Linked DNA regions of Homo sapiens: region 2 is linked to region 1. A link is an interaction called in ENCODE POLR2A ChIA-PET data of the cell type or tissue named here. Cell type or tissue: endothelial cell of umbilical vein. All regions are shown on one strand. Links, peaks and the distances in the headings refer to the core of each region. The heading gives the core; the rest is flanking DNA.

The links. ChIA-PET counts read pairs that join two places held together with the same protein. Peaks named below come from ENCODE experiments on the same cell type or tissue, not always from the same donor. Only the 100,000 strongest peaks of a DNase experiment are listed, where the experiment ranks them.
Region 2: POLR2A ChIA-PET joins it to region 1 with 10 read pairs; 2 of 35 experiments call an interaction of 5 or more read pairs at or near these places.

Annotation. Positions count from the first base shown.
Region 1 is chr10:83,605,394-83,621,240 of GRCh38, reverse strand. The region is part of intron 2 of LOC105378396 (a long non-coding RNA gene); the gene reads right to left. Among named protein-coding and RNA genes, the nearest start is that of LINC02650, 64 kb to the left of the region's middle. In endothelial cell of umbilical vein, for the core only: no CTCF peak of the experiment used is centred there; DNase peaks (open chromatin) are centred at 9,050 and 12,650; H3K27ac peaks cover 372 bases.
Region 2 is chr10:83,537,388-83,553,234 of GRCh38, reverse strand. LOC105378394 (a long non-coding RNA gene) reads left to right here and starts at 5,150. Exons shown (of 3, transcript XR_946141.2): 1 at 5,150-5,326. It overlaps LOC105378393 (a long non-coding RNA gene), which reads right to left and starts at 6,920. Exons shown (of 3, transcript XR_946140.1): 1 at 6,782-6,920; 2 at 5,998-6,158; 3 at 5,256-5,329. In endothelial cell of umbilical vein, for the core only: no CTCF peak of the experiment used is centred there; a DNase peak (open chromatin) is centred at 7,074; H3K27ac peaks cover 920 bases.

The DNA of each region.
Region 1 (15,847 bases), core at 5,200-13,199:
AATATTTCATATTTTTAAATTCACAACAAAGGTTTTTTGAGGCCTACCCAATGCCAGGGACTCTAGTAGGCTCTGAAGACATAAGACATTCAAATCATTCTCCGTATGGAGTTTTCTTCTACATGGTGAGACATGTAAAAATTAGGTCAATAACAAATTAGTTACATTCTCTCTAGTTGTATTTAGTGTTCTAAAGGAATGAGCAGAATGCTGACTTAGCCTTTGAAAACTGCCTAATCTTAGATGCTAGAACAACATGGTTCTTAACTTTGGGAACAGTTTTTTTTTTTTTCTCTGCCTTGAATTCACTGTGAGATGTGCAGAGCATAGAAGGGTTGAGGATTCTGTGGGCTCACTCTGTTGCCTACATTGACTCATACCTGCTGATTAGGACACTTAGTTGCACTGAAAAAAAGGCCAGGTGGGAGTTTGAAGCTTTTTAATATTTATACTGATATTCTTCTGTTTTGTTGTTTTAGATTTTACCCTGATGGTGATTTAGCACTGATTGGGTTAGGCGGTTATTGAGAATGAAGCTCTGGAAAAGATAAATTGGATTCCTAAAAACAAATACAAGTATTGATAAATATATTACATGGTAAAACTAGTATGGAAAGTCAACAACTGACATGCTCTTTATTACTGATAGCATGGGCCTATCATCTCCCAGAACTTATAAACCAGAAAGTATCTATATATACTATACATATGTTTGGGAAATTGGGTACAATCACAGGAACATGAGCCAGTCCAAAAACTTTTGATGGTGAATGAACAAGTACACAGGGAAATTTATTAATACTGGCCTCTCATGTAATAGTGACCATTCTTTATTTTATATACTGATTTATGGCATAAAGCATTGAATTAAAACCTTATTTTATGGTTGATGCGTCAGAGACTCAATGAAATGTAATTTGCCTAATACTGCAAAATCTTAGTGATGCTACTTAGTCTAGGGATTGACTAGATATTGTAATGTTCCTGCTTTAACACATTGCTTTGCCTCTTCCTTTATCAATTGACTCACAATCAACTCTTAACTAATTTGCACATGTGCTGAGCACATTGTAGTTTGAATAGACCAAACCATTTATCACAAAATTATGTTATACTTACTTACTAGCATACCTCCTTTTCCTCGCTGTCAATTCCTCTGTGTTCAGAACTTTACATAATAATAACAGTCTGAGACAAACAAGAGTAGGAAAATAAGTAGGTGAAAAATATCTCCACTCAAGTACCGAGGCAGACCTATCATGTGCCATAAGATGGAGAGCCAAACATAATCAGTGAACATCCTTAAAACTATCACAGAGAAGCAAGGTTTTTGCAGTGAAGAGTTTATTCTTTAGAGTTAGAAAGAATTAGAAATGTAACCACTACTTATTTTGTTTGATGACCTTGGACAATTTAATTTACTACTTTAAGTCTTGTGTGTTTCTCCTTTAAACATGAGATAATAAAACCTACTAGCATAGTCATTGTGTGAGTTTATTCTTCTCTATCCAAAAGCTGCTTGGAGGGGAAATGGGAATCTGCAGCATTGCCTCTTCACTCATCCATCCCCCCCTAATTTCCTTTGCAAAAAGGTAGCCATTTATAAAATGATCACTTAGCTCGTGAGATAATTATTGGGCCAGGAAGAAATCAGTGTGCACTAAAATGCCCTAGAGTGTATTTCAGCATATTTGCCACTGCACAGAGCTCGTTGGAGAATGGTACCATTCCAAGATGCAGATACAGGATTCAGAGATGTGGGACTCAGAAGCTTAGGCTCAGAACCTAAACCCTAGGCTCCAACCCAGATTCACTAAATTGTCCTGCATTGCAGCATTAGTCACTGCCCAGCTTTTAATAATGTGATGCTTTTTCACATTTTCCCATCTGTAAAATATGAATAATAATAGTACAATAGTTTCCTCTTATCTGCAGTTTTACTTTCCATGATTTCAGTTACCTGTGGTCAACTGTGTTCCAAAAATATTAAATATAAAATTCCAGAAATGAACAATCCAAAAGTTTTAAATTGCAGGCCATTCTGATGAACTCTCATGCCATCCAGAGGGACATGAATCCTCCATTTTTCCAGCATGTCCACATGGCATATTCCACCCACCCGAGTCATTTAGTGACCTTCTTTGGTTATCAGATCAACTGTCACAGTGTTGCAGTACTTAAGTTGAAGTAATGTTTATTTTACTTTAAAATGATCCCAAAGTACAAGAGTAGTGGTACTGGCATACTTTTGTAATTGTCCTGTTTTATTATTAGTTATTGTTGTTCATCTCTTACTGTGCTTAATTTATAAATTAAGCTTTATTATAGGTATGTATGTACAGGAAGAAAAAAACGTCTAGTATCCTTGGTTTCAGGTACTCACTAGGGGTCTTGGAATGTATCCCCTGTGGATAAAGGGGGAGTATTGTAACTGTATCAAAAGTAGCTGTTGGATAAACTGAGTTAAAGCAGGTAAGAGGCCTAAAGGAATGCCTGACTAGAGTCAGTGCTCAATAAGCATAGACTGAATGAACTATCTTATGAAGCGGATTATTACAATTCCTGTTTTAAAGATGAGGACACTGGAAGCCAGAGAGATTTTGTCACCAGTAGAAGGTACTAGAGCCAGCATTTGAACAGGGCCAAGTGACTATAAATTGCATTAGCAAATGTTATGCACTTTTGAATAGGGAGGGTACAGAAAAAATAGGCTTTTGAACATTTCCTTCCTCAATTCTCTGTTGCACAAATAAGAGGGGAGAAAAGGGGTGGCTTAACTTTCAGTAGCACAGTGTGGCACATGCAGATTCATTTCTACATTCCGGTGAAATCAGTTGTCAAAAGACACAAAGAATTGAATGGGATTTAGAGTGAAAACTGAGCCTGAAAGACTGGTAATGTTTATCTCTTATCTAGATAGTCACTGGCTGTTTCTCCCCAACTCCAGTTATATCAATAAAACAGTTAATTTGCTCTTCTTTGAAAGTGAGGAGGAGGAAATGAGTTTGGGAGCTTAAGAATTATGAAAGAAGCTACTAAGCCACTGTGGAGAGAAATCAAAGATTGCTTGGAATTTTGCAGAACATCCATGTCATCATTCATTGTGCAGACTCCAGTGAAAGGAAAAACATATAAAGAGGGACAAGAGAGAAAAGATGAGGGTGTGTGTGGGGGGGTGGAGAGAGAGAGAGAGATTATGCAAAAAAGCCGTAAAATGTTGTTATGAAAACCTGCTTCCATTTCAGGAAAATGCATCAGATAAAAGATAAGCACTGAAGAGAATCTAAGCTCCGTGTTTTCATTTTGTGTCCAGGGTTATACTTTAACTACTGACTGACAATTTGCCATGAGCTCAGACACAGGACGCAGGTCAGCCTTCAGAGAGGCATTTTCTCCCAACTCCCCCCACCTGAGGGATGCACTCACTTCCCTGTCTCCTGGCTTGGAGATATAAATAATTGTGGCTAAATAATTGTGATTATTTAGCCCAGCCAAAGCAGAACTGTACTTGACATTTTTCTAAAAGCCAATTCCTGTATAACTCGGTTATCCTTTTCTACAATTTAAAAGTATAATATGGCCATGCCAAGGGAGAATTTTTAATTCCAACAATAGCACTTGATTCACATATAACACATGATTTTTTTGTACATAAGTCAGGACTTTTGACTTAAAATAAGACCATCTTCCTCACTACCCTTCTAGCAGAAAACTCCAGTGTCTTGAAATATGGTAATAGTGGGAAAGAGATGCAAGTGTGACCTATACCATGAAGCTATCTTCAGGAATAGGTCCTGCTACTATAGAGTAGCAAAGCTCATACAGGCTTTCATTTAAAGACAGTATGAGAAAATTTATGTACATAATGTTAAACAGGCTCTGCTTATTCTGCCAGATGGAAGGGTAGTTCAAAGTAAATTCCAAGTTCCAGCCTGTAGATTTTACAGGAGATTTCTTCTGGTATAAGCCATTACACTTTTCCATTCTTTGTTCTTGCATGGTATACTGCTGCAGCAGCATATAGCACCAAAGAAACACACACGAATGCTGTTGAAATAAAGAAGGAAAGAAAGAAAGAAAGAAAGAAAGAAAGAAAGAAAGAAAGAAAGAAAGAAAGAAAGAAAGAAAGAAAGGAAGGAAGGAAGGATACTGTTTTTCTTTGGTTCTATGAATGAAAAAAGAAACACTTAAAACATATCTGTGATGCTGAATCAAGCAAGATTCCAGGTAGCAGTAGTAGAAAGGCACTGGCTGAGGTCCTTATCAGAGAGGTGCCAAAATGAGACAACTGTGGTTTATGGTCAGGGCCTTACATTTTTGGCTCCAAAATTCATTTTTTTGTCAGCACACAGAGATCAGCATTGTTAATTACTTGAGGCACACTCACCAAACTCACGTGGGACTTCTGTATAAATTGGTTACTGACTTCACTGAAAAATAGAATGATATGAAAAGTTTATGCCCATATTAGCATGTTTGCCTGCTAGAAAACTACATGTGAAACCAATTCATTCATTTTCTGCTTGGGGAACACCTAAAGAAAGCAAGAAAGGTGAATTTTCCTTACAACCACTGTCAGAAAATAATGGTAGCATACACATTCTTTGATAATTAGCTATTAGTAATACTATGGATAACAAGAATAATGATAGTGATTAATACTATATACTATATAATAATAGTTATTTTTGTTAATTTTAGTATTATTCCTAGATAATTATAGTATGAAATAAGACTCCTTGCTTATTTCATTAACGTTTTAAAGAAAGGACTGTAAAATATCTATGTCAGTTGATGGAGTGTTTTCTTCCTTGGACATTCCTGAAGATAGTGACAAATCTTTGTTCTCTGGACATCCCTTTATCTGGACTTCTAGTTTTATTCTTCCCTTATATATATTAATTTTGTTAATGATGCAGGACTTTGCTATATTTCCTTGGTTGGATCCCAAATCTTCTTTATCACTTTGACCATAGAGGTGACCGATCCCTGAAAAAAAATGTTGATTATTAAATTCACCTTTGGTGTTTTACATCCTAGCTTTACTCTCAGAAGCCATCTTGTTTTCTGGGCCCCTAGTTATTGACTTCATCTGACTAAAAGTTTTTTCATCAAAAAATTTAAAAAGCTCTAGCTGCTCCACAGAAAATACACAGACTGGAAAAAAATAAGGAGAAAATATTAGTTATTTATAATCTTAAATACTTTGGCTTTGAAAATGAAAAACAGATACAATGTTCTTTTTTTGTCAAGTATATAATGAGAAAGGTTACATTAGTTATGCATACTGTTAATTCGTACCTTGTTAATTCTTCACCACAGTAAAATGTAAAAGGCATTGGTAAATAAGTTTTGTCTTGATAATGAGTATTGGTAATAAATTTTTAATTCCTAAGGAGAGTAAAGTCAGCAAGGTGGTAGAATAGGAGCTTTCTACCTTATCCTCCTGCAAAAGCATCAATTTTGACAAACACCCAGGAACAAGAGTACCTTGGCAGGAATCTATGAGTCAATGGAGAAGTTCCAGTATACCACTGAAGTAAAAAATCTAAGAGAGATCCATTGAAGGGGGTATAAAGGACATTTTCACTTGACCCATGTTTCCCTTCTCCTAATGTGGCACAGCTCTGTGCCAAGATAGACTCCCCTTGGCCCATGATTTCTCCCTCAGGGGAGAATAAAAATGTGGTGAATAAGTGTCTGGTTTTCCCATCCATGCAAGATGCTGCCAATAGGCCCACTTCTTTCTTGCTCCACCCAGGATACTGAAGTGATGGACATAGCTAAGTGGTTGGAAGAAGCTGGGAACAGAAGAGAGGCCATGGACTCTACTAACTGCTCAGTAGACTCAATCAGGCAGCTCATCCATGAGTGGCTTAAAATATCTCACCTGTGGACTCCCACACAACCGGCCCATAGGCAACTCGAATGCTCTATGCACCTCACCACTCTCCTCAGGCCAGCTGTCCAAGCATGCCCTTGCAGATGATGAGCGCAAGACAGCTCTTGTAAAGACAGCTGGTTCGACTCTGTGAGACTGGGACAAGGCACACAAACTTATGCATTTCAGGGCACTGTCCTAGGGAAAACACATGGGAGGCTCTCAGCACCTGACCTGGCTTTGCAGGATGGAGGAAAGGCATACGATCTTAAGAAACCCCACACCCCAAGAAGGAACAAGAGATGTGGAGTGGGTATACCCATAGAAAAGTTCTGAGAGCCTCAGAATTCCTAGCTGAGATATTTGGTGAAGACGTTTCTCTCCTGAAGCCAGTCAGTATAAACTAGAGGAAGTTACTGCTTCTTCAAATATAAAGACAGCAACACAAGACTTCAAGAAACTGAAATGATTAAAGAAACATGACACGACAAAAGAAATACAATAATATTTCAAGAACTAGCCCTAAATAAATGAAGATCTGTGAACAGCCTGACAAGAAATTTAAAATAATTGTTTCAAAAATCAGTGAGCTATAAGAGAACACAGACAACTCAACAGGATCAAATAAAACATACATGAAGAAAATAAAATGTTCAGTAAAGAGACAGAAAAAAAAGAATTACTGGAGCTAAATAATACAATGAGTGAAATGCAAAAATACAACCGAGAGAGAATCAACAGCAGACTTGATTAAGCAAAAGAAAGAATCTGTGAACTCAAAGACAGGACATTTGAAAATATGCAAAGAAAAAAAAGTACGTGAAGAAATGCCTACAAGATTTATTGGACACCAGCATAAGAGCTAACTTTCACATTATGAGATTTCTAGAAGCAAGAGAGGGAGAGAAAGAGGCAGAAAGCTTATTTAAATAAATAATGGCTGAAAACTCTCCAAATCTGGGAAGAGATGTGGACATCAAGGTACCTAAGCTTGAAAGTCTCTAATAACATTCAACCCAAAGAAGACTTCACTAAGTCCTAAGTAATAAGACCAATTGTTCTTAAATCCTCAATTCAAATCCCAGCCCTGATACTTAGTAGCCATGTAACAATGGTCAAGTAACTTATTCTTTTTTCCTGTTATTTATTTTTATTTTTAATTGTGACAAAATATACATGACATAAAATTTAACATTTTAACCATTTTTAAGTGTACAATTCAGTATTATTAATTATATTTACATTGTAACATTATTCTCTTTGCCTTGGTTTTATTATTTAAAATAATTGGCATACTAATGATATCCTACTTCATTTGTGCTGCCATAACAAAATATATGAAACTGGGCAATTTGTAAAGATCAGAAATTTATTTTCTCACAATTCTGTAGGCTGGGAAGCCCAAGATCAATGCATTGGCAGGTTCATCGGTGAGTGCTTCTTTCTCTTCTTCTAATATGGTGCCTTCTTGCTATGAGAGGATGAAAGTTGTGTCTTCATATGGCAGAAAAGGTGGAAGGGCAACAAAGGGGCCTAGCTAGTTTTCTCCAGCCCTTTTCTAAGGTCACTAATCTCATCTATGAACATGGAGCCCTCATGGTCTAAATATCTCCAAAAGGCCCCTCCTCTTAATACTATCACACTGGCAATTAAGTTAACACATATATTTTGGAGGACATTCAGGTCAGAGTAAATGATGAGTTATTGTACTTGGTTGAACTTGGACACTTGATTTGTGATCTAGAGATTAAGGGAGATGCAGAACTAGCTGTTCCCTTCATTATACTTATGAACACTCTTGCAGATGCTTTCTGTTACCACAACTTTGCCTTCTGCTAGTTAGTTTAGTACTGAAAAGAAGAAAATTCCCATTCAACATGAAGTTGCCCAGAAAAAGATTCTGGGATTGTTTTCACTTAGAGATGATACCATGATTTTTGGGAATTTGAATTGCTTATTTTGGCAGAGAAGGTGAGACTGTCTTTTATTTGGTTGAATGATATTTGCAACTTGTTAAGCATAACAGTGTTAGTGTTTTAGTGTGGAAATTTACACGTATCTACAGAGGTATAAATGGATGCTGAGTAGGAAAATGTTGGACCATAACAGTGATTAATTTGTCTCTCAGTTCCAAATCTTCTCATATATATTTGCTTTTGTGATGTTGAATCTAAGACTCTGGAAACTGTTTCTCTTTTGCCATCTGTGTTAGTTATCTATTGCTGTGTAATAAATTACTCCCAAATTGATGGCTTAAAACAGATTTATTATCTGACAGTTTCTGTGGGTCATGGATGTGGGTGCAGCTTAGCAAGGTGTTTCTGTCTCAAGGTCTTTTAAAGTTTTAATCAACATTTCAGCCAAGCCGCATTCTTATCTGAATGCTTGACTGAAAGAGGATCTCTTTCAAGCCCACTTACATGGTTGTTGGCAATTTTTCACGGGCTGTTTGATATGACCCTCTCTATAGGCTGCTTGCATTGTCTTCTGACATGGGAGGTAACTTCCTCCAGAATGTTTGTTTCAAGAGGGAGAGCAAGGAAAAATCTATAGTACCTTTTATGACCTAGTCTTTAGGGTTGCATATTGTTCCCTATAGTTTATTCTATTTGTAAGACATGAGTCACTAAGTCCAGCCCACCACAAGGGGAGTAATCTTAGACTCCACTTCATGAAGAAATGTATATTTAAAAATTTGAGGTTCAAAAATAAAACTACCATAGTGTACACTCTGGCTATTTACATTCCCCTCATGTACAAAATACACACACCCCCTTCTCAGGTCCCCAACATTCTAATATCAAAATCTTACTATCTAAACCAGATCCAGGTATGCTTGAGGCTCTTTTTTGCTTGAGAGGTAGTTTTTAAAATAGAGATTCTTGAGTGCACTTTCTCCAAGCCTTAAGACCTCTGAGAGGCAAATTTTCTACCTCATGTGTTCAACATGCAACAGTGACGCAGGCATAGAAGAGCTGCTGTACACATTCTTGTTCAAGAAGGGGAAGAATGCAAGGTTCAAAAGAGTCATTGGCTCGTAGAAAATCTGAAATTCAGCTGGGCTAATAATAAAAGTTTTTCTTAGCCTGATCTTGCCCAAGAATACTTCTCCATGACTTTTGGTTCTGCCCTCTGAGTCAGCCTTTCTTTTCTGTGAAAAGTATTCAAAGTTGCACAGCGTCATTTTCAGTTTATTTTATTTGTTAGAAGTGAGTCACTAAGCTCAGTCTACAGTGAAACAGAGGAGAATTAGCTTTCACGTTTTGAAGTAATTTCTGGTATATTTACAAATCACCACACTTCTTGTTTCTATTCCACCAATAAGGAGCACTGGAGGACAATTGGAAGGCAGAGGAATAACAAGGATTTTTTTGTTTGCTTCTTGTCTGATTTCCATGCCCGTTAGCATTGTCCCAGTAGCAGCAGTTGGTTCCAGTCTCCAGCTACTTTCAGTACTTCCAGAATCAGCTTTATTTTTCTCTTTAATTGTACCAGCAGCAAATGATTAAAATTCTCTCCACAGTGATCAGAGGCCTGGGTCTGCAGGGCTCCTCCATCGTGCTCCTGGAGTACCAACACCAGTTTGGGGAAGAAGTTCTGAGAATCCTAGCCCCTACTCTTCGTCCTCCTTCCCTGGGTCATAAATGGCTTCCTGGAATTATTATCTCTTTTAGTTCCTCAACACCTGTGCAACCAATTTTGTATTTATTCGTTACACTCTGTTGAAACACCTAGTGTGGTTTCTTTTTGGACACCAAGAAATTTATCTTGTGTCTTTTCCTTATTTGTTATTTGCAAAATGTCTCTAATAGCTCAGATAATAGGCTTGGCTTGGCTGCTTCCCATTGGCTGGCCATTGGATAGGTCATTTTCTGTCTACTCCCAGAAGGGTCACTGGGCTAGGTCTGGGTTAGGAGGTCCTAAAGTTATACAAAAGCACATGTGAATGTCATATAATAAGAGGATCATAGTATTATGCCATTTTCAAAGATATCTGTAATTCCAAGATTAAGAGCCCTTAGTTTAGGTTCCCCAAACTAACTATCATGAGAAATATTTGGGGATCTTTAGAAAACATTGGTTTCCTGAGCCCATATTGAACCAGAATGAGTCTGTGAATCTTTACTTTTAAAAAAGTTCCCCAGGTGGTTCTGATGAATTGAATCTATGAAACACTAGACAAGCATATTGCTGACACTCCTTCTCTCTTTTCCTGTGATAACACTACTTCTGCTTATCTTGACAGGCAGTCATGAGGATGGCTGCACAAGGCCCTTTTGGTTCAAAAGAACAGGAGCTTATTCCAGATAACTCATGAAATAACTGCCTTAGTGGTTATTAGAAGGATGCTAGTGACATTTTACTGAATTCCAAAGACAGGAACAGCTTTATAAGACACAGCAGTTGGGAAGTTGCCTTATTTCTGTCTCCCATTCAGGGTCCTCACTGACTCATCTTTGCTTTTCTCTGAGCACCTGTTGTGATTTCCTTTTCCTGCTCCTGCTTGCTTTCTGTCTCCCAGACATATCAACTTTACAGCCAATTCTAATTTGCTCTTTTACTTCTCAGTTAAAATTCTGTATGAGGAATATGATTGGCGAAATAATAGCTATCATTTGAACGAGAGTATTCTGCGGTCCAAGTTCAGCATAAAGCTTACCTGAATTTATAATATATGCTCAAGTGAACTTAGTCTCTAAGAAGGTAGAGTCACATGAAAGTGAACACAAGGTTGAGGCTTGCTACAAGGGTGATTCAGCAGAGCAGATAAGATGAATAAATTGTCCTGAGTAAATAAGACACAATAAAGCTTAGGAAAGTATTAAAAAAACTTCAAAATCATATAAAATTCATTTCTTTAACTTCTAACTCACCCTAGAATTGTGAGTGTTGCAAAATGTCCATCTCATCTTTGACTTCTGTAAGGGCTAAGATGAGCTCTGAGAATCATTATTTTATCCATGAAACATTATATTTATTCTTACACAAATTTAAAGAACTGTTTTTTATTACATTAGGGAAATAGCCTTCTGTTCTGTCATTCCCTTGGTCTTCTGTTGTAGGAGCACAGGGCTCTAGGGTGCTTCGACTGGTTGATAATCCTCCTTGAGTAGTAACATTGGTCAATCCATCTGACACTTATGCCCATCTCTTCTCCATCTGAATTATGCATGACTCAAGAAAAAATCCTTAGCAACCTATAAAATCAATGGTTCTCTAACAAAAGGTTCTTCAAACTGTGAAAAATAATTCTCTACAGTGATATGCTGGCTTTTTCTTTCATTAAAAAATATCACCAGACATGAGTAGGTTTTATAAATAAGGATAAAATTTCAATCCACAAAAAGGTTTAGTAAATGGCATAGTTTGGGTAACAGAATTTTCAGGAAAATTGGAATTAACAAGAAAAGCATATTTTTCCCTCGTTAAAATGTTTTTGGAGGAGGACTAAAGGCTCCGATTCCCAGGCATTTGGCTACCCTAACAAACATTCAGTCTTCTCTAAAATAAGGCTCATAGAACTAACCATTCTTTTCTCCCTTCTGATAGCCATACTGGCCAATAGGAGCAAAGACTGAGAAGGAGTTTTTTTGGAAATAAAGAAGTAACCAGTTCATCCCTTCTTCATTCTTTCATTCCCACCACTGCCTCACCCTACTTACCTAAGCTATTTGAGAGTTTTTAATCTCTGAGCCTTTTGACCCCCTCTGGATTTTACATTCTGGTTTTCACAAAAGTGTATGATTTGGGTTCAGGCTAGAAACTCTAACCCTATTCCATGAAATATACCCTTTGCGTTGCCAAGGACTAATATTTTTTCAAGTATTTGGGTGATTCACCATAGTTAATTGGCTTACATTCATTTACTTATTTATGTTTAAAATTGCTCCATAACTAGGTAGGCTGAGAGGGAGAAGACTTTTCATTTGGGGGACAGCTGGGAGTCCAAAGTCCTAGCTGGAAAAAAATACAGAAAAATCATCAGCCTGAAAAGTGATTATGATGGAAATGATGGAAATTAAGGAGCTGCAGACCAAAATAAACAAGTGTTCAAAATACTATCTTTGTTCCTTTGTCAAATATCATTTGACTGTATTTGTGGGAGTCTATTTCTGTGCTCTCTATTCTGTTCCCTTGTTTTGTCTGTTCTTTTGCTATACTTCACTGTCTTCATTACTGTAGCTTCTTTTGTTATAAAAAACTTATTTTCATAGGTTTTTTGGGGGACAGGTGGTACTTTGAACAAATGGTGCCAGAACCATGGGACTTTGCATGCAAAAATAATGAATCTAGACACAGATCTTACACCCTTCACAAAAATTAACTCCAATGGACCACAGACCTAAATGTGTAAAATGCAAAATTATAAAACTCTTAGAAGATAACATAGGAGAAAATTTAGGTGACCCTGGGTTTGGGGATGACTTTTTATACAGAATGCCCCAAAGCAGGATCTATGAAAAAAAAATAAGTTGGACTTCATTAAAATTAAAACTTCTATCCTGCAAAGGATAGTTAAGAGAATGAAAAGACAAACCACCAACTGGGAAAAAATATTTATAAAACACTTATCTGATAAATGACTCATATCCAAAATATACTAAGAACTCTTAAAATTCAAAAATAAACAACCCAGTTTTAAAATGAGCAAAAGATCTGAACAGATATCTCAGCCCCTCCAAAAAAAATGATAGCTAGATAGATAGCAAGTAAGCATATGAAAAGATGATCAACATGGTATGTCATTAAAGAATTGCAAATTGAAACAATTAAAACAAAAATACTACGGCACACCTATTAGAATGGATAAAATCCAAAACACTATCACCACCAACTGCTGGCAAGGATGTCGAACAACAGGAACCCTGATTCATTGCTGGTGGGAATGCATCATGATACAGCCACTTTGGAAGACAATTAAGAGTTTCTTACAGAACTAAACATGCTCTTACCATCTGAACCACAATCATACTCCTTGGTATTTACACAAATGAGTTGAAAACATATTTACACAAAAACCTGTGCATGAATATTTAGAAGAGCTTTATTCATAATTATCAAAACTTGGAAGAAAACATGTTCTTTAGTAGGTGAATGGATAAATAAATAATGATACATCCAGAGAATGGACTATCATTCAGCGCTAAAAAGCAATGATCTATCAAGCCATAGAAAGACAGAGAAGAACCTTAAATGCATATTATTAAGTGAAAAAAGCCAACCTCTACAGGCCGCATGCTGTATTACTCCAAACATGACATCCTGGAAAAGGCAAAACTATGCAGCATAAGAAATTTTTAGGGCAGTGAAAAATTCTGTATGATTCTGTAATGGTGGATATACGTCATTATGCATTTGCAAAACCTATAAAACATACGACCCAAGGAGTGAACCGTAACATAAATAATGGATTTTGGTGAATGATAATGTACCAATATTGGCTTATTAATTCTAACATGTACCACACTAATGAAAGGTGTTCATGCCAGAGAAATCTATGAGGGCAAGGGGTATGTGGAAACTGTACTTTCAGCTCAATTTTTCTATAAACCTAAAACTTGTCAAAAAAGGTATATTAATATTTTTTAATATCCTAACAGAGGATCAGAGGATGGGCAAACAAAGCCTGGGCAAAACATTGCAGAAAAAGAACAAAGTACAACAAGAAAATGATTTTTTTTAAAAGAAGAAACAAGTGATTAGGAGAGTCTTGTTCTATTATGACTTAAACATGTTTATACACTGAAGAAGGCACAAGCAGAGAAGTTGCTAAGAGAGAAGATTGGAATGTAGTAAGATTTCCAAGGAGGATGTGAACTAAGGAAAGATGAAGGGGTTCACCTTGAACAAAAGGAGAGACAGCTAATTTCCTGAAACTACAGGGTGAAAGGAGAGAAGATTGGCAGTATAAAGCATGGAAGTGTGTAGGGGCAGGAAATTGGAGATGGTCAACTGGATGGACGCACTTTTCTCAGAGGAAAATTGGGGCAGAGTAAGAATCATGGAAGACAAAATGTTTTTATGCCCATCCTGCCTGGAGTTGCTCAGTTTTCAATGGTCAGGTGAAAAAGAAGGACAAGAAAATGATCGTACTCAAAAAATATTTGTTGTGTAATAAATTCTTATTTAGGACACTGAAGCAATTTACAAATAGTATCTTATCTCATTTAATACTTACAACTACTCTAGGTTGTAAGGTACCATTGTTAACTCCACTTTATAGGTGAAGAAGCTAAGGCACAAAGAGAATAAGTAACTGGCTCAAAGTCACACAGCCAGTAGATGTAAAACCAGAATTCCAACCCAAGCAGACTGATTTTATAGTTCCATTAAGTTGTGTAGTAGTAAAGTAAAAATAATGCTGCAATATGTTATCAGAGGTTTTACTAGGACGAGGTGCAAGGTTTGGACCTTTACGTGAGTTGCATCTTAAAACTCTTTTTTCCGTTCTTTACATAAGTCAGCCCCTTTTTAGTTGACATTACATGGAACAGAAAGAATCAAAATATGCCAGACACTCCCAGAGTTTTCATTCAAAACACTTAGTAATGTATTCACTTCTTGAATGATGTCTTAATCTGCTACTGCATTTTAATAAATAAATTCATCTTTCTTTATCCAAAATTATAAATCAGCTTTTTAAAACTTCACTTGCCCTCCCACACTCTTTCCATCCACCTCCAAATATTATGATTTTACAGAGCCATCAATTTCAGGAGTGTGCTCATGGGCTTCTGCAGCTGGAAACCTGGAAAAACTAGTTCCTTTCCTTTGCTAAAAGAACAGAGTAACTTGACACCTTTTCTCCTCCCTGAAATGAAATCCCAGAAACTGGAGAAGGCTCTGGTGGCAATTGTATCTTGGATGGGTTTTAAAGGGCCTTTTGCCCAAGTTCTTTCCTGATCCCCATCTGGTTCACAGCCAGGCTGAGCCTGAATCCCTGGCTGGACATTGCTGGCCCTCAGGCTCCATAAGACACTGCTGGGCAGTAGTATCAGCTGCAATCTTTGTTTGGGAAGCATGAAAGAGAAAACAGGACTAACTGGCATTTAGGGAACTAATTTTCTCCAGCCTAATTGTGCTTGTTAATTAAAATTGCTCAAACTGTCACTATGGGCAATTCCAGGAAGGTCCTGGTTGCCAAGAAGGGGGAAATATTGCAGCATGATTGACTGATGTGCTGAGACATATTTGACAGGAACAATCTTCTGAAGTGGTTGTGGTTAAAAAAAAAAAGATTTTGGATTATGTTTTGTAATTAGCAAGAGCCAAATTACTTTGAGCCCTTTGTCTCTCTTTTGCCAAAGTGGCTTATATAAATATTCTGAGTTGTACAAGTGATGAAATATGACACACACAGTTTGGAATTGTCACTCTATTTCTGTTGAAACCATTCAGTTGTTGCCTGCTACGGTGTAAAATATGGACTGGGAATCCGATACTCCTGGGTTAAAAAAGTCTGTCTATGAAGATTTCTAGACACATGGCTTAGAACAACCTATTCAGACTTTTCAAAATTTTGCACTTGAAATGCTAAAAATTGGGGGCATAATATTACATATCTCAGAATTTCTAGGACTCAATAAGATAAGGTATATGATAAGCTTGTTTTGTAGTAGATATTTGATAATTGTTCCTTCTTTTTATCCTTCTTTTTTAGAGTGGGTTATATTTTGGAGAAAGAAAAAGCATTTAAAGTCAAGACTGATAAATTAGAAAAATTTTCTTTTTACTTCCAAAACAAATAGTAGCTATAGTACGAGTAAGCACATACAATTTGACACATTCATATAACAGAATATTTTGCAACCATTAAATAGCACATTTTAATAAATATTTAATAAAAAATGCTTATGTGAAAGTGTAAAAAATTTAAACTATCAAATTGTATGTTTTTATTTTTAAAAGAACATCAAAAAAGCCTGTAATTACTATAAACAGCATTAATACTTCTTAATCCTTGCT
Region 2 (15,847 bases), core at 3,037-11,036, 66 kb after region 1:
AAGAGTAAGATATTGGACTTAAAGAAAGATTTCTAAGTAGCCATTATAATATATTCAGAGAACTAAAAAAAAGCCTAATAAAAAATAAGGAAAGCTAGGATAACAATATCACACCAAAGAGAAAATATCTGATGTGCTTTTTATTTGTGTCCCCACCCAAAGCTTATGTCAAATTATAATCCCTGATGTTGGAGCTGGGGCCAGGTGAGAGATGACTGGATCATGTAAGCGGATGTCCCCCTTGCTTTTCTCATGATATTGAGTGAGGTCTCATGAGATCTGGTTGTTTAAAAGTGTGTGTCACCTCCTCACCCCTTTCTCCTGCTCCAGTCATGCAGGACATGACTGCTTCCTCTTCATCTTCTGCCATGATTGTAAGTTTCCTGAGGTGTCCCTAGTCATGCTTCCTGTACAGCCTGTGGAACCATGAGCCCATTAAACCTCTTTTCTTTATAAATTACCCAGTCTCAGGTAGTCCTTTATAAGAATGCAAGAATGAACAAATACAATATTAGTAAAGGAAAATTATTTTTAAAAATGAAAATTCTTGTCTTTAAAAGTATAATTGCTGAAATAAAAAAAATACTAGAGAGGCTCAACAATAGATTTGGCCTGGCCAAAGAAAGAATTAACTGATTTAAAGATAGGTCCGTAGAGACTATGTAAGCCAAGCCAATTGAACAAAAATGGTGAAGAAAAATGAAATAAAAACCTCAGAGAAATGTCAGAGAAAATTAAGTGCACCAACAAATGCATAATGAGAGTACCAGGAAAGAAGAGAGAGAAAAGAGAAGAAAAATATTCAAAGAAATAATGGCTGAAAAATTCCCAAATTTATTATACAACAATAACTTACACATCCAGGAAGCTCAACAAAATCCAAGTAGAACAAATGTAAAGAGACCCACAAATAGACATATTGTACTAAAAATGCTGAAAGTCAAAGCTAGGGAGAATATCTTGAAAGTAGCAAGAGAAAATGCATCACTTACACGGGAACCTCAATAAGATTAACAGCTGACATCTCTGCAGAAACAATAGAAAGCAGTGGGATAACATATTCAAAATGTTCAAAGAAATATTCTGTGCATGAATAATCCTCTATTCAGCAAAGCTCTCTTTCAGAAATGAAAGCGAAATGCAAAATTCTTTTCCAGATAAACAAAAGCTGAAATAATTTATTTCTAGCAGACCTTACAAGAAAAACTAGAGGAAGTTCTTCAGACTGAAAGCAAAGGAGCCCAGATGGTAATTATAATACAAACACACACAAAATGATAAAAGTTATTATGTAATATAAAAGACAGTAAAAATGTATGCTTTTCTTCACTTAACTGATTTAAAAATCGATTGTATAAAATAACATGTATATAAATATTGTTTAGCTTCCAACATATAAAAATGTAATCTATGTTAAGGTATTTGCCAGTAATACCACAAAGAGGACAAGTGAAAGCAAAACTTCAATAAGCTAAGAAATGACTGCAGATGCTAAAATAATAATTATAACAATGTATTGTTGAGTTTGCAACATTAATAGCTGTAATATACATAAAAGTAATACCATAGGTAGAAAAGGGAATAGACAGTAGTATTAGATTACACTTGAATTGGGCTATTACAAATATGAGGGTGATTCTGATAAGATGTATGTGGTAAAACCTAGAGCAACCACTAAAAAAAGAACTAAAAAACTGGAGGGGAAATATCAAATATCATTAATTAAATTAAAATAGTACATCAGAGTTTTTTTCTTTTCTTTCTTTCTTTTTTTTTTTTTTTTTTGAGACTGAGTTTTGCTTTTGTTGCCCAGGCTGGAGTACAATTGTGCAATCTCAGCTCACCACAACTTCCGCCTCCTGGGTTCACGCTATTCTCTTGCCTCAGCCTCCCAAGTAGCTGGGATTACAGGCATACACCACCACGTCTGGCTAATTTTGTATTTTTAGTAGAGACGGGGTTTCTCCATGTTGGTCAGGCTGGTCTCAAACTCCCAACCTCAGGTAATCCACCTGCCTCGGCCTCTGAAAGTGCCAGAAAATATTTTCTTAATGCAAATAAACCAGTAAAGGAGGAATAGAGAAACCAAAAATACATAATCTTCTATATTAAGAATTTCAAGAATCTACTGAAAAACTAAGAATTAAAAATGTGGCTTATAATCCCAGCACTTTGAAAGGCCCAGGCAGGCGGATTACCTGAGGTCAGGAGTTCGACACCAGCCTGACCAACATGGAGAAAACTTGTCTCTACTAAAAATACAAAATTAGGTGTGGTGGCGCATGCCTGTAATCTCAGCTACTTGTCAGGCTGAGGCAGAAGAATTGCTTGAACCCAGCAGGCGGAGGTTGTGGTGAGCTGAGATTGTGCCGTTGCACTCCAGCCTGGGCAATAAGAGTGAAACCCTGTCTCAAAAAAAAAAAAAAAAAAAGAAAAGAAAAAAAAAGTGTTCAGCAAGGTTGAAGCATAAAAGGTTAATGGCCAGAATTATTTATCTATTGTATTTCTATACATCTGAAAGACACAATCTGAAAATGAAATTAGAAAAACAATTTAATTCACAATAGTATCAAAATGAATAAAATATTTAAGATTAAATTTAACAAAAGATGTTCAAAACTTATAATCAAATAATACAAAAACATTATTTAAAAGTCAATAAAAATTTAAATAAAATACATGGGTTAGAAGAATTAACCTTGTTAAGATGGCAATACTTTTCCAAACATTCTACAACTTTTGACATAATCACTATCAGAATCCCAGTTAACTTCTTTGCAAAAATTTAAAAGGTGATTTTAAATTCAAATGGACTTGACAAGGGACCTGGAATAGCTAAAACAATCCTAAAAAAGAATGATGTGGGAGGACTCAGGCTTTCTGATTTCAAAACTTTCTACTAAGCAATGACAATCAAGAAAGTATGCACGAAGAAAGTATTTGCATTAAGAAAATATTTTCTGGCACTTTCGGAGGCCGAGGTGGGCAAATCACCTGAGGTTGGGAGTTTGAGACCAGCCTGACCAACGTGGAGAAACCCCATCTCTACTAAAAATACAAAATTAGCCAGATGTGGTGGCACATGCCTGTAATCCCAACTACTTGGGAGGCTGAGGCAAGAAAATTGCTTGAACCCAGTGGGCAGAGGTTGTGGTGAGCCGAGATTGCACCATTGCACTCCAGCCTGGGCAACAAGAGCAAAACTCAGCCTCAAAAAAAAAAAAAGAAAAGAAAAGGAAAGAAAAAATTCTGATGTACTATTTTAATTTAAATAATTAAATTAAATGTCTATCTTTAACTGGTGTAAAGATAGACATATAGATACGTGGAATAGAATTGAGAGTCCAAAAATAAATCCGTATATGAACGGTCAATTGATTTTCAACAAGGGCAGCAAGACTATTATTTGGAAAAGACTAGCCTTTTCAACATAGTAATGGGACAACGGGATAGTCACATGCAAAATAAAAAGAATGAAGATGGACCCTTACTTTGCATACTATACAAAAACTAAAATCAATCAAGAACTAAATGTGGGAGCTAAAACTCTAGAGCTATTAGTAGAAAACAGGGCTAAATACACATGACATTGAATTTGGTAAATGATTCTTAGATATGACACCAAAAACATGAGCATCAAAAATAGATAAATTGAACTTCATCAATATTAAAAACTTAGTCCTTCAAAGCATATTGTCAAGAAACTGAAAAATAAAACCTACAGAATTGGAGAATTTTTTTTCAAATCAGATATCTAATAATGGACTTGTATCCAAAATATATAATGAGCTCTTACAAATCAGTAATGAAAAAGCAAGTAACCCAGCTAAAAATGGTCAAAGCATCTGAATAGAAAGCTGTTTCTCCAAAAAGAAATAAGAAATGGTAAATAAGCACATAAACAGATGCCCATTTTAATTAGTCATCATTCAGGAACAGCAAATCAAAATCACAACGAGACACTCCTTCACAATCATTAGGACAGCTGGAATGAACAAGTCAGATTACAAAAAGTTTTGGTGAGGATGTGGAGAAATCAGAACCTTCTTACGCTGCTGGTCAGAATGTAAAATGGTGCAACCACTTTGGAAAACAGTCTAGCTATTAAAAAGTCAATTTATCAAACATGGTGTTATATAATATATCAATTTTACTCCTAGGTATATGCCTGAGATAAATGAAAACATACATTGACACACAAACATGTACCCAAATGTTGAAAGTAACATTGTTCATAATTGCTGAAAGATGGAAACAGCCCAAATGTTTATTAACTGATAAATGGATAAACAAAATATCATATATTTATATAATGGGATTATTTGGCTAATGAAATCTAATACTGATGCATGCTACAACATGAATCAACTGTAAAAAGCACTATATGATGTGAAAGGAGAAAGTCACAAAAGGCCACATATCATATGATTCTATTCACATAATGTTGAAAATAGGCAATCTATAGGGATGGATTAAAGTTAACTTGGTTGCATAGGGCTGGAAGTTGGAGTGAGGGATGGGGGGTTGTATTTAAAGGGTACAAAGTTTCTTTTTGAGGTGATAAAAATGTTCTAAAATTGAGTGGTGGTGGTTGCAGATATGTGGTGATTGTTGCACATATCTGCAGATATACTAAAAACCTCTCAATTGTATACTTTAACCTCCCAATTATATATTTTAAATGGGTGAATTGTATGGCATTTGAATTATATCTCAACAAAGCTGTTTAAAAAGAGAAGAGAAGAAGGAAAGAAAGGTGAGAAGTACTAAAAGAATGATTTTTAATATTCTTTAAAAATATTAAAGATAAATTCCTGTCTTGTATCAAAAGGTCAAAAAGATAAAAGCATAAAAGTAACCTTAAGGACATGCGGTATCCGTAGTGTAGGCCCTCAAGGCAGCTGTGAACACATAGCGTCAAAAGTGACAAGGTTGGGTGGGGTGGGGTTGGGGGGCCGACAGATTCCCTAACCCCTTCCATTACATTATTTAATCTCACTGAAAATCTTCATATCTAGAGGCCTGGTGGTTCTGACAACTGAGAGTATTATATGTGGAAAGAGAAAGTAAATTCATGAAAGACAGATTTTGATTTTTCCTAATTTTGAGAGAGTGGTTTTATCCATGAGAACCACAGTTATATGACAATTGTTTAATAAAAAAGATCCAGCAGCAGAATCTAACCCTCTACCTTCCCTCCTTTAGACGGTGAACGGATTAGCTGTCCAAACTCTTAGGAGAAGGCAGAATGGATGGACATGTCACACACATTGTTCTCTGGGAAGGTTCTTCATCTGGTGCTTCCATGGGTGAAACTAAAGAAGAGGTGCTGTAAAACGTAATATTTCTTAAAAAGTTAAAAGACTCCTTAAGGCTCATTTCATTTAATAGTTTTCAAAGTTTTTATTTGCACTAGAGCTCACTTTTCAAATACAATCTTACCTAAAACTTAAATACATAAGGCCAACACATGTGATACTGTTCTCATCAATGCCAGGATAAGAGTGCCCTTCTATAACTGTAGAAAAACATATCTAAAACCTAGGGCTGCCTGGACCATTGTCAAAAAGCCTTTATTCAGGCTGGGCGCGGTGGCTCACGCCTGTAATCCCAGCACTTTGGGAGGCCGAGGTGGGCCGAACACGAGGTCAGGAGATCGAGATCATCCTGGCTAACACAGTGAAACCCCGTCTCTATTAAAAATACAAAAATTAGCCAGGCGTGGTGGTGGGCGCCTGTAGTCCCAGCTACTTGGGAAGCTGAGGCAGGAGAATGGCACGAACCCAGGAGGAGGAGCTTGCAGTGAGCCGAGATCGAGCCACTGCACTCCATCCTGGGCAACAGAGCGAGACTCTGTCTCAAAAAAAAAAAAAAAAAAAGCTGTTATTCAGCAGATCTCTGTAAGGATATAAAAACAAAGATTCAAAAGAGGAAGTGACTTGTCCAAGCTCCCCAGCTATTAGGTATCTTAGCTAGAATTCCAAGTTCCCTTCTTACCATGATGTATTCTGGAAATTTAATGCAAACTAGGAAGCTGAAAACTCTTCCACGTATCTAGGACCAAAGCAGAAAGAAGCTCGTTCCTTGTCAGCGGTGTCTGCAACAGTGTATGGCTGATACCTCCTGGGTATCTTGGAGATGACTCTACTTGCAACGTTCTATACTAACAAAGATGGCAGAGACATGACACAGTTAGCCGTATTTTAAATGGCTATTTTAAAGATGATTTTCTCTTTTAGAGCAGCTGTTTTCAATTTTGACTGCACATCACCATAGATGGAGGAGTGCTTTTGTTATTGTTTTATTTAAATTACAGATGCTCAGAATTTTTCTTTTGGAAGAAAATAAATATTCTCAGAATCTTATGAAGATGTCAACATTTTATTCAGGCAAAAAATGCAAACATGCTCATATGCATAATTTTTTGCATATATTTTGGGTGTATTTTTTAGTCCCCTGGGCAAATAATTGGTTGTATCTTTTAGTCTCCTGTGAATTTTCTTAAGGGATATTATTTTTAAGATATTTCTTTCTACTAATGCAATTTAAAGCATAATCCAGTTTATAAAAGTACAATTATTTAAAAAAGATCTTAATGGCATGTTATTTGTGAAAATGACCTCAAGAATAGGCATTCCATACTTGGCTAGCTATTCATTGTAATTTTCAACCAGATATCTCCATGTAAACTTTGGAGCCTCGTCTCCAGCTCATGGAAGCAAAAGCCATGTTGAAGCCGAGGCTAGACTGAACATTACAGAAACATAAAAGTTGGCCATACCCTAAATCTCTGTGATCTCTGCAGATGCTCCCAACACGGACCTCCAGGAGTAAACATCATCTCCACCTGAGCCAATGAGGCTTACTGGACTTGTGGGAAAGAGTGTGAGCTTCTCAATCAGCCTTTCCTAATATGCAAAACCTAGTCCTGCCACTCACTAGTGAGGGAGAAGGTAGGGAAAAACCAGTTAGGTAAATAGTTAAGGCTGGGCCCCGGGGGAAATGCCTGCCTGAAAAATCACAGCTGCTGCAGCTGCACAGATAAGCTCAGGGGCTGATAAGGAGCCAGTGAGGCATAGAAGCATTTTTGTTCTTTGTATAATTAGCTCCAGGAAAACGTTTCCTCCCCTTTTCAGGCATATACACAGTGGGCTCCGTGGGAACTTGCACAGGGAGGAAGGAGGCTTACCTAAAACAAACCCACAGTTACATGAACAAGAGAAGCAGCACTTTGTGCTTACTTAGAAACATCCCACAGCTGGATAAAGGGAGTTGCACAGACAGCGTTACTGATAAGAAAAGTTACTCCTCAAACAATTACAGGGAGGAGAGCAGTTTTTTATAAAAGCTTTTTGCATTCAGCTGTGACCCGGCAATCCACTCAGACTCTTCTGCAGAGAGCTTTCTCCTTTCGCTTATAAAAGTTTTGCTCCAACCTCACCCGTGTGTCAGTGCTCCTCAGTCATCTTGGAGGTGAGATGAAGGACTCAGGGTGATACCTCACAAGAGAAACTGCTACATAAAGGTGCATTTGCAAGACTGCAACACTAGCTCAATATATTGAGCCACTTGTTTCAGGTTTTAACCTTTTGAGACAGTAAAACAATGTCTTTTCCCCCACCATAGGATTTCTGTGGTAATTAAATGAAATTACAGTACCTGGCTTTTGGTATAAGTTTATAGCAGCACATTTGCAATTGCAAAAATATGGAGCCAACCAAAGTGCCCATCAACCAATGAGTGGATAAAGAAAATGTGGTATACATACACCATGAAATACTACTCAGCCACAAAAAGGAACAAAATAATGTCTTTTGCAGCAAATCGGATGGTGCTGGAGGCCATTATTCTAAGTGAAGTAACTGAGGAATGGAAAACCAAAAATTCTATGTTCTCATTTATAAGTGGGAGCTAAGCTATGAGGATGCAAAGGCATAAGAATGATATAATAGATGTTGGGAACTCTCCTTGGGGGAGGAGAGTTGGAGGAAAGTGAGGGATAAAAGACTGCATATTGGGTACAGTTTACAGTGTACACTGCTCAGGTGATGGGTGCACCAAAATATCAGAAATCACCACTAAAGAACTTATCCATGTAACCAAAAATCACTTGTACTCCCAAAGCTATTGAAATATATAGCTATAACTAATATATAATATATATATTAAACTAATATATATTATATATGTATGTATATATATTAAACTATTTGCCTGGGGATAAAAAAGCAAAACATGTTTTTCTCCTCTGCTGTAAAATAAAATTTTCTAGAGGCAATAATAAAATATGTATCACAAATTCTCATTGAAATTCCATACAAACAGAAAAAAGTCAAATTGATATTATAATCTGTGAACCATATTAGATTAAACTTCTATGGATATTTAGCTGAAGGAAAATAAATTTAAGGCAAAATAGAGCAATCTCAGTTTGTTCAAGTATTTAAAATACCTTTCAATATCTGAAATGGAATAATTCTGTTTGCCCTTAAATTAGAACGAATATTAACAAGTCACATGTTGAGTTCCAGTAAGTGCTATGGTAATGAATTAGGTCTGCATATCAGTCTTAATTATGATTTGATGAATAACTACATTCAAATATAATGCAATAAAGAAAAAAATTCATCCAAAAAGGGAATGAATATACAAATATAAAATGTATATAGCAATCGAGACAACATGATAAAAGGACAAAATATATGACTATAGAACCAACCCTGACCCACAATCTCTTCAGCAACCTGTCTAGGAAGCCAGATTGTAGCCTCTGCAGCAATCAGTCCAGAATACAGGCTTGCTCAATGATTGCCAGCTTCTCTAATTTTTGTCTCTGCTGCCAACTCAGGACCAACCAGAGCAAGCCAAATATGTTTTCCAAACCAATCACATAGGATGCCCCACATCTAGTCAGCCCTCCTTCAGCCTCCCCACGCCAACAACTTCCAATCAGGGCACATAGGAAGCCTTCCCTTTGTTCCATTATAAAGCTTTCCCACCCTGCTGCTTTCCCTTTGAGTCTGTGCCAAATGCAAGATGGCTGACTCCCTTGCTTTTGCAAGCTCTGAATAAAATAGCTATGCTTGTTCTCATTTGGTTGGTCTTTGTTTATTTCCATAAGTAAGTACTTAATAAATATTAGCTTCTTCTGCATTTCCATTTCTCCCTACTGGTGGGTACTAAAACATCCTTGTTGATCTTCTTTCTCACTTTTATGAATGAGTCACAAATAATTCTTCTGCAGTCTGAATGAAGCCTCTCATTTCATCTTAAAGATATATCCCCAATATATTTCTTAATTTCCAGACCAGATGTTTCCCAGGTCACTGTTAGCTAAAGAATCTTTTGCAATGCTTGGCATTCATGGTTGGAAGGATTGAGGGGAGAGACAGAGACTGGGGTGAGGGAGGGAGGTCTTGGCTGAACAGAAAACAACGTACATCTTCTAATTAAGGCCCACTTTTATCATTATTCTTATTCTTTGTTTTTAAATTTAAACTTGTCACTGGCCAGCATAAAAAGAAACAGTTTTTTAGATGAAGAAGCTGAATTCACTTAATCTTTCAAAAATGTAAAAATAGCCTTTCACTAAAGAGCCATAAAAAATGTCTAAGTTAAGGTTAGTGTGAATCTTCTGTTCAGGAGCCGTTCTTCTTTTCTAACATTAAAAATAACCAATTGGGGAAAAGCTGTCAGGCAGAACTGAGCTTCTTGGCTTCAATCTGCTCAGTGTGGCCTGAGTGTTATTTACAGAGGGGTTTTACAGGTATTATAAACACTGGAAAGATTTCTTTGGAGTCCACTGGGCAAAAGGAATGTGTATGCATTATTCCTTCCAGAGATGAGCAGAGGCAGAGAATAGAGATGAATATTCACAGGGGTCCAAATCATCTGGAAAACAGCTTGCTGGAGTCCTGCGATTACGTTAATAAGATGTGTACCATATGCTGGCTTGAGCATGCTAATACCCTGCATCCCCTGAGTGTTGTAAGAGGATGATGGCACTGGCCACTCAAATGGAGATGGTTCCCAAAGCTGGAGCCTGCTTGTTTGTATTCCTCTGTGTCTCTGAGGGAGAGGCTCTGTGGCTTCCCAGGCTGACTGACCTCAAAGCTCCCTGCAATTTGGAAAGTAAATGATTCATTTGTCCTGTTAAGCAGCACAGAGGTTTTGTGAATCAATTGTGCACCTATTTAGAATGCAAATTAGACAGTGAGAAGCTTCATGTCAGGACATGCAGTAAACCCTGAAGGCTAGTTTCTATGCCTGGGTGACAATAAAAACAGCCTTTGAAGTAAAGCAAACACAGCGAGAATGCGCAAAGTTGGTTTTTGAGTGGGGAGGTTGTCTACTAACCTAGGCCCTCTTTCTTCCCTAGCATATACCTCAGCTGCAAGTCACAGCTGACCACAAAGATTCTGCCTTCTCTAGTGAGGTCAGCCTGCCTTAAAGGACCAGCCCTCTAAGGGGTATATTGGCTTGCCTGATGGAAGAGAAAGTCAGATGCAGGTAGAACCTAACTTTATATGGGACTCTAGTTTTTCCCATCTAGTTCTGTGTCACAAGCTATGCTATAACAGAGAAAAGTTCCTTCCCCACCATTTTTGCTTTGTCTTTAGTCAGAATAACCACAGTGGAGGCAATAGGTGGGAGTGATAATTCCAACATCTGCTTATTCTAATTTATTAACTGATCCAGTCATTTATTAAAAGATCACATACACTTATTGCATGTGAACTTTATGCCAGTCACCATGCAAAACGGGTGCTTAGTAGAATGGAAATAACTAGTGTTTGGTGGCAGAGGCAAATGCCTGACCTGAACAATTACTCCATGCACTGAAGGTTCTAACAAGTATGAACCTTGCAGCAGGACCACAAAGGAGGTGGTGGTATATCATCTGTGATTTATTTGTCTACAGACAAGGTAATGCATGTGTATATAAATCTATTTAATTTGTACCCTATGAAGATCAGGGGTTCTTTGGAAGAACACCCAAATAATTCTAATGAAGAATCTAGGTTCTATGTATATTGAGTTACCTCTACACAGAGAGGTTTACACTCTAGGGCATGCATTTCAAATGCTGGTATCAGAACATGCTCAAAGGGGATTGCTAACTACATAATATAGATTAGAAATAATGTTTTTATGAGTGAAACAGTGTTTAAGATATGTGCGTGGCTATTTGACTAGAATAATTGTGTCCTTACATCACTTTTGTTTAATGGGTAAATAAGAATTTGATGAACCAGGCACTTGAGTCCCTCACACTAGTGCTATAGAACTAGAATTTCATTTGGTCTTGTTTTATTCCACTTAAAAAAGATTCTGCCACTGAACCTTACAAGAATAATGGTTGATCTTGCTATCAAAATATTTGTTGTATTTGCCTTGGGTCAGTCTTTCAAACACATTCTCTGTGTTTGACAGAAAGTCAAGACTTCAACAAGTCTACAAGAATTGGTTGTAAAGTTGTTATATGCCTGCTTAGATAATAAACATCACTTTGGGTGTCAGTATTTGGTCTGAAAGCAAGTGGTATACTTTCTTTCATTGTATACCACTCAATTGAGCTTGTGGAAAGAGCTGACATATAGTTTCTACCTTCTTCTAAGTTTGGAGAAGATACCAATATTTACCAAAGATCTAAATATAAATGGCCATATTGACTTAGATCAGCTCTAAACAGACAGCTTCCTGGAGGAAGTGATGCTTGTGTTGGGTTTTGAAGCCTCTCTAGTTGTGCTCCAGCTTTTATAGATTTGAAAACCAGCCAGTCATTTCCCCAACCTGCTAAACAGAGCTGTGCAAAGAACACCAGCTTGAGAATAAAGTGAATGTCATTGGAATTCCAGTTCCCTCACTGCTTCACTTTTGACCTCAGGAAAGGTTTGAATGACTCCAAGTCTGTTTCAATGTCTGTAATACAAACAAAAGTTTTATTTGAATGATCTATTGCATTCCTCTGCAATTCTTTGATGGTACATACTGAAACACGACTGGGTTGAACAGATGTGTCCTTTAAGGAAAAGAGAAGCTCATGATGCTGGTGAGAAAAGAATCAAGAATCAAAGGGGAGACTTTTCTGAGTCATTCATCTCTTAGCAGTTATTTGCTGAGGGCCAGGTCTCTTATATAGTTATTTAAGAAGTACTGTCTAGTCAACATGGCACATGTCAAACTAGGCTGTATATTTGGGCAACATCATCCCCTTTCAGTGTCATTTTTCTCATCTAAATTGGAGGCTAAATATCAACAATTGTAGGCTGGCTTTGAAAAGTAAAGCTAATGTTTGTAAAGGGAAAATGCAGTCTTGGGTATATAATAAGCATGTTAGGAATGATAGCTATTATTATCATTACATTAATGACAAAATACCAAACACGGTCACAGAACTGTACCAGGGCAGTGGAACACTGGAGGAAAAGAAGAGAGGGACTACCTATACTTTGAAAGAGAGTGAAAATGAGTGCTGTGGTATGAGCTGTTTTTTCTGAAAAGAAAAGGGAAGCATAAGTTTCAAGAAAGATTGTATATGAACAGGCACATACAATCTGAATAAAAATATTAAAGAATACTTGAAGAATGAAAGTAGACTGGATAACTGAAATGAAGAATGAGAGTAATAAGAGATAATCCTATAACATAGATAAGGACCAGATCAGGAAGGGGAAGAAAACTGATAATTGTTTTGTACCCTATTTACTACACAGAAACCTAGGCATATTTAATTATTTACTTTTCAGAACCACCCCACAAATTAGGTGTTTTGAACCGCATTTTACAGTTGAGAAAGCTGGCCTTGGGAGTCATTTAAAAGGTTTACATATTATTCTTTCAGTGATAGGGAGCCTCTGAGAGCCTTTAAGCAGGTGAATGACATAAATTATGCAGTTACCAAGAAAGCTGGCTTCCCTGGAGATCCTTACAGAAATGAGGCCACACAGCTACCTTACAGATCTTTTCAAACAGCATGTCAGGAGCCACATGGGTGAAGCAGGAAGCAGGAATGACTGTCAGCAGAAAGGCTAGGCTTGGCTGGCTCCAGCTGGGGGAGGGATCTCTGGGGAGACCTGTCATCCAGGGCTGCAGGCTTGTTCCATATCCTCTTCTTGCTCTTCCAACAGACTTTCCCCTGCCAGATACAGGTCCCACAGGATGACTGCAATGAGCTCATAATTGTGGGGAGAAAAGTTAGTCTGAGCTAAATCACTGCTGTGGAACAGAAACAACCTTGACTCAGAACAGCTGTTTCTGAAAAGTGTACTCAGAGCTTTCAGAACAGCTTGTAACAACCCGGAGTAAAGAGCTTGGGCAAAAAGAATGTGCGACAATCTATGTGAAAATAGAAGTATGATCAAAACCCAGAATTTCAGAGTGGAGACTGAAAGAGAGGTACTAAGGTACCAAAGGGAAGCCTATCTGGGTTTGGAAAATTTGGTAGCAGAGATTTCTTAATATGTGACTGAGTAGCTTATGCCAAGAGGAAAACATCATAGAATGGCTCTTCTATGCCTGCCCCCAGCTGCCCACAGCTGGAAGCTGTGATGAATCATAAAAGACCTCAGAACTGGTTCAACACCAAAGAGTTTAGTCTTTTCACTGTCTTTACATTTGGGGAAACTGAGGCTCAGAAAAGTAAATTAATCTAGATCAGCTAATTGATTTGCTAATTGATTTACTCATTGAGACCCCAAAAATTTCAAGATGAAGAGGAATCAATGAATCTTAAATCTAGCCTGATTTTTGTGGTCAAGATCACCCTTACTTATCTCTGAAAATATTACAACAATGGGAAGTTAAGAAGAAAGAAATGTCAATGGTTCATGGTTATCAAAAGGGAGCAGCTATATCCTGGGCTCCTATTGAGTTAAGGATAGGGACAGGAATTAGACAAGCTGGGTGGAAGGGATGCAAAGATTCTGGGTTGCACCTGGGCCAGGGTGTGCCAGGATGTTAGCCCAATGGCCCTTCAGCTGGACGTGGGTGTTCTTCTACCATAGTGTACCTATGAGTAACAACACACCAACAGCTTCTACTGAGGATCCTGCATATTCTTTTTGGTATCTTCATATATAATATCTATAAATGAAGAATGAGACTATCATAATGTGAAACTATATGATAGGGTGAATCTTGGTATTTATTTAGAAAAGCATACAGGAGGTAGCTAATTGAAACAATTTTCTTTCTTTTATTTCTGTAAACCATCTCTTTATGCTATTACTTGACTGCTCTGGATACTGAAAAATGATTTCTGATTTAGTCCCAAAACATATGCAGTGTTTTCATAAATTAACAACTCTAACTTATAACAACAACAAGCACACTGGCCACATATAACATGATTGAGGTCTAGATGTTTATCCAATCAGAGTTTAAGGTGAAACTCCACTCAACTGATTTTATAGTTAATAAGGGATTCAGAAAGATGAAAATTCAGAACCTCCCATGTTCAAATGAAAGTATGAATGTTTGAAATAGAGACAGCTGTTTTGTTATTAGTTAAATATTGGATATATTTCATTCTATCAATCAGTGAAAGAAATGATGGAAGGGGCATGCTTTTTGGCCTTTTAGATGGAAGAGCACTGACATTATTGACCACACAATATAAGTTAGATTTTTTGTATGCATATTCACTGCTGACTTGCATTACTTACATTAACTTATTGACATTCAAAGCAGCCTTATGAAGTATTTTTCACATTGTGCAAATGATGAAGTTCCAAGAGGTTAATATACTTGAGCAAAGTCATATAGTTTATGTCAGAGCTAGAATTAAATCCATGTCTGTTTGATCTCAAGTCAACAGTGTTTCCACTTCATCACTTTGAAGAAGTACATGACATCTGCCAGATCCCATGCAAGAACAAGAGTATGTGCCAGGACTAGACACTGGACACATCTGTTACCTGTTGGCAGACTAGATGGAATATATGAATGGCTTCTGCCAAGAGGCCTGCAAATTGTCTTTGATGTCTTCATATCTGAAATCTATAACTTTGATGAATGAGGCTATCCCACTGTAAGACTATATGACAAGGCAAGAAGGCCTGTTCTTTCTCACCTATGATTAAACAGGCAGCTGAGAATAATATCCTTAAATGTTTTACTTCAGGGTTCCTCCCATCCAAATTGGGACTCCTGGTAGGACATCTTGCTATTCTCTGAGATGAAGAGACCTTAGATGAATCCCTGTTTATGGTTTCCTCTGGTTGCCTTTTATGTGAAAAGTTATTCATACTCAGAGGAGATGAGATGATATGATCTGGGGTCCAATTTGTTGAATACCATAATGTATTCTGTTAATCACTATCACCCCGGAGCCTGACTATCACAGGGATTTTTTTCTTTTTTTTTTTAACCCAAACTTGGCCAATTTCTGTGGCATATTTTTTGAGGACACCACAAAGATTGCCTATAAATTGATATCTCTCTCCAAATTTAAAACTTGCTCAGCTAAAATCCGTTTGACTTTTCAGGCTCAATTTTCCTTTAGGCCTCTCCTTGCTTTCCTCCTGTGCCCAAAGTCAATGATTTTCTAAGAGTCCTCTTTACTGATTGCCTTGGGCTCTACTAGTTATGGGATGAAAACTTGAATTGACCAGCAGCCAGGACATTGGGGTGACACAGCATCTTCTACAAATAAATCTGTCAGAGGTAAGAATGGGCTTCTGCTTGTTAACAAATGTATTGATCATGATAAATGTTGGACCAATTGTCCTCAGAAATGGACGATAGTCTCAACACACACTACTTGGGGGTTGTAGGTGAGCTGTTCTTTCATATCTCTGCTTATCCTTTTTTCTATAATAGGCTTAAACCATGGAGGTGGGAGGGG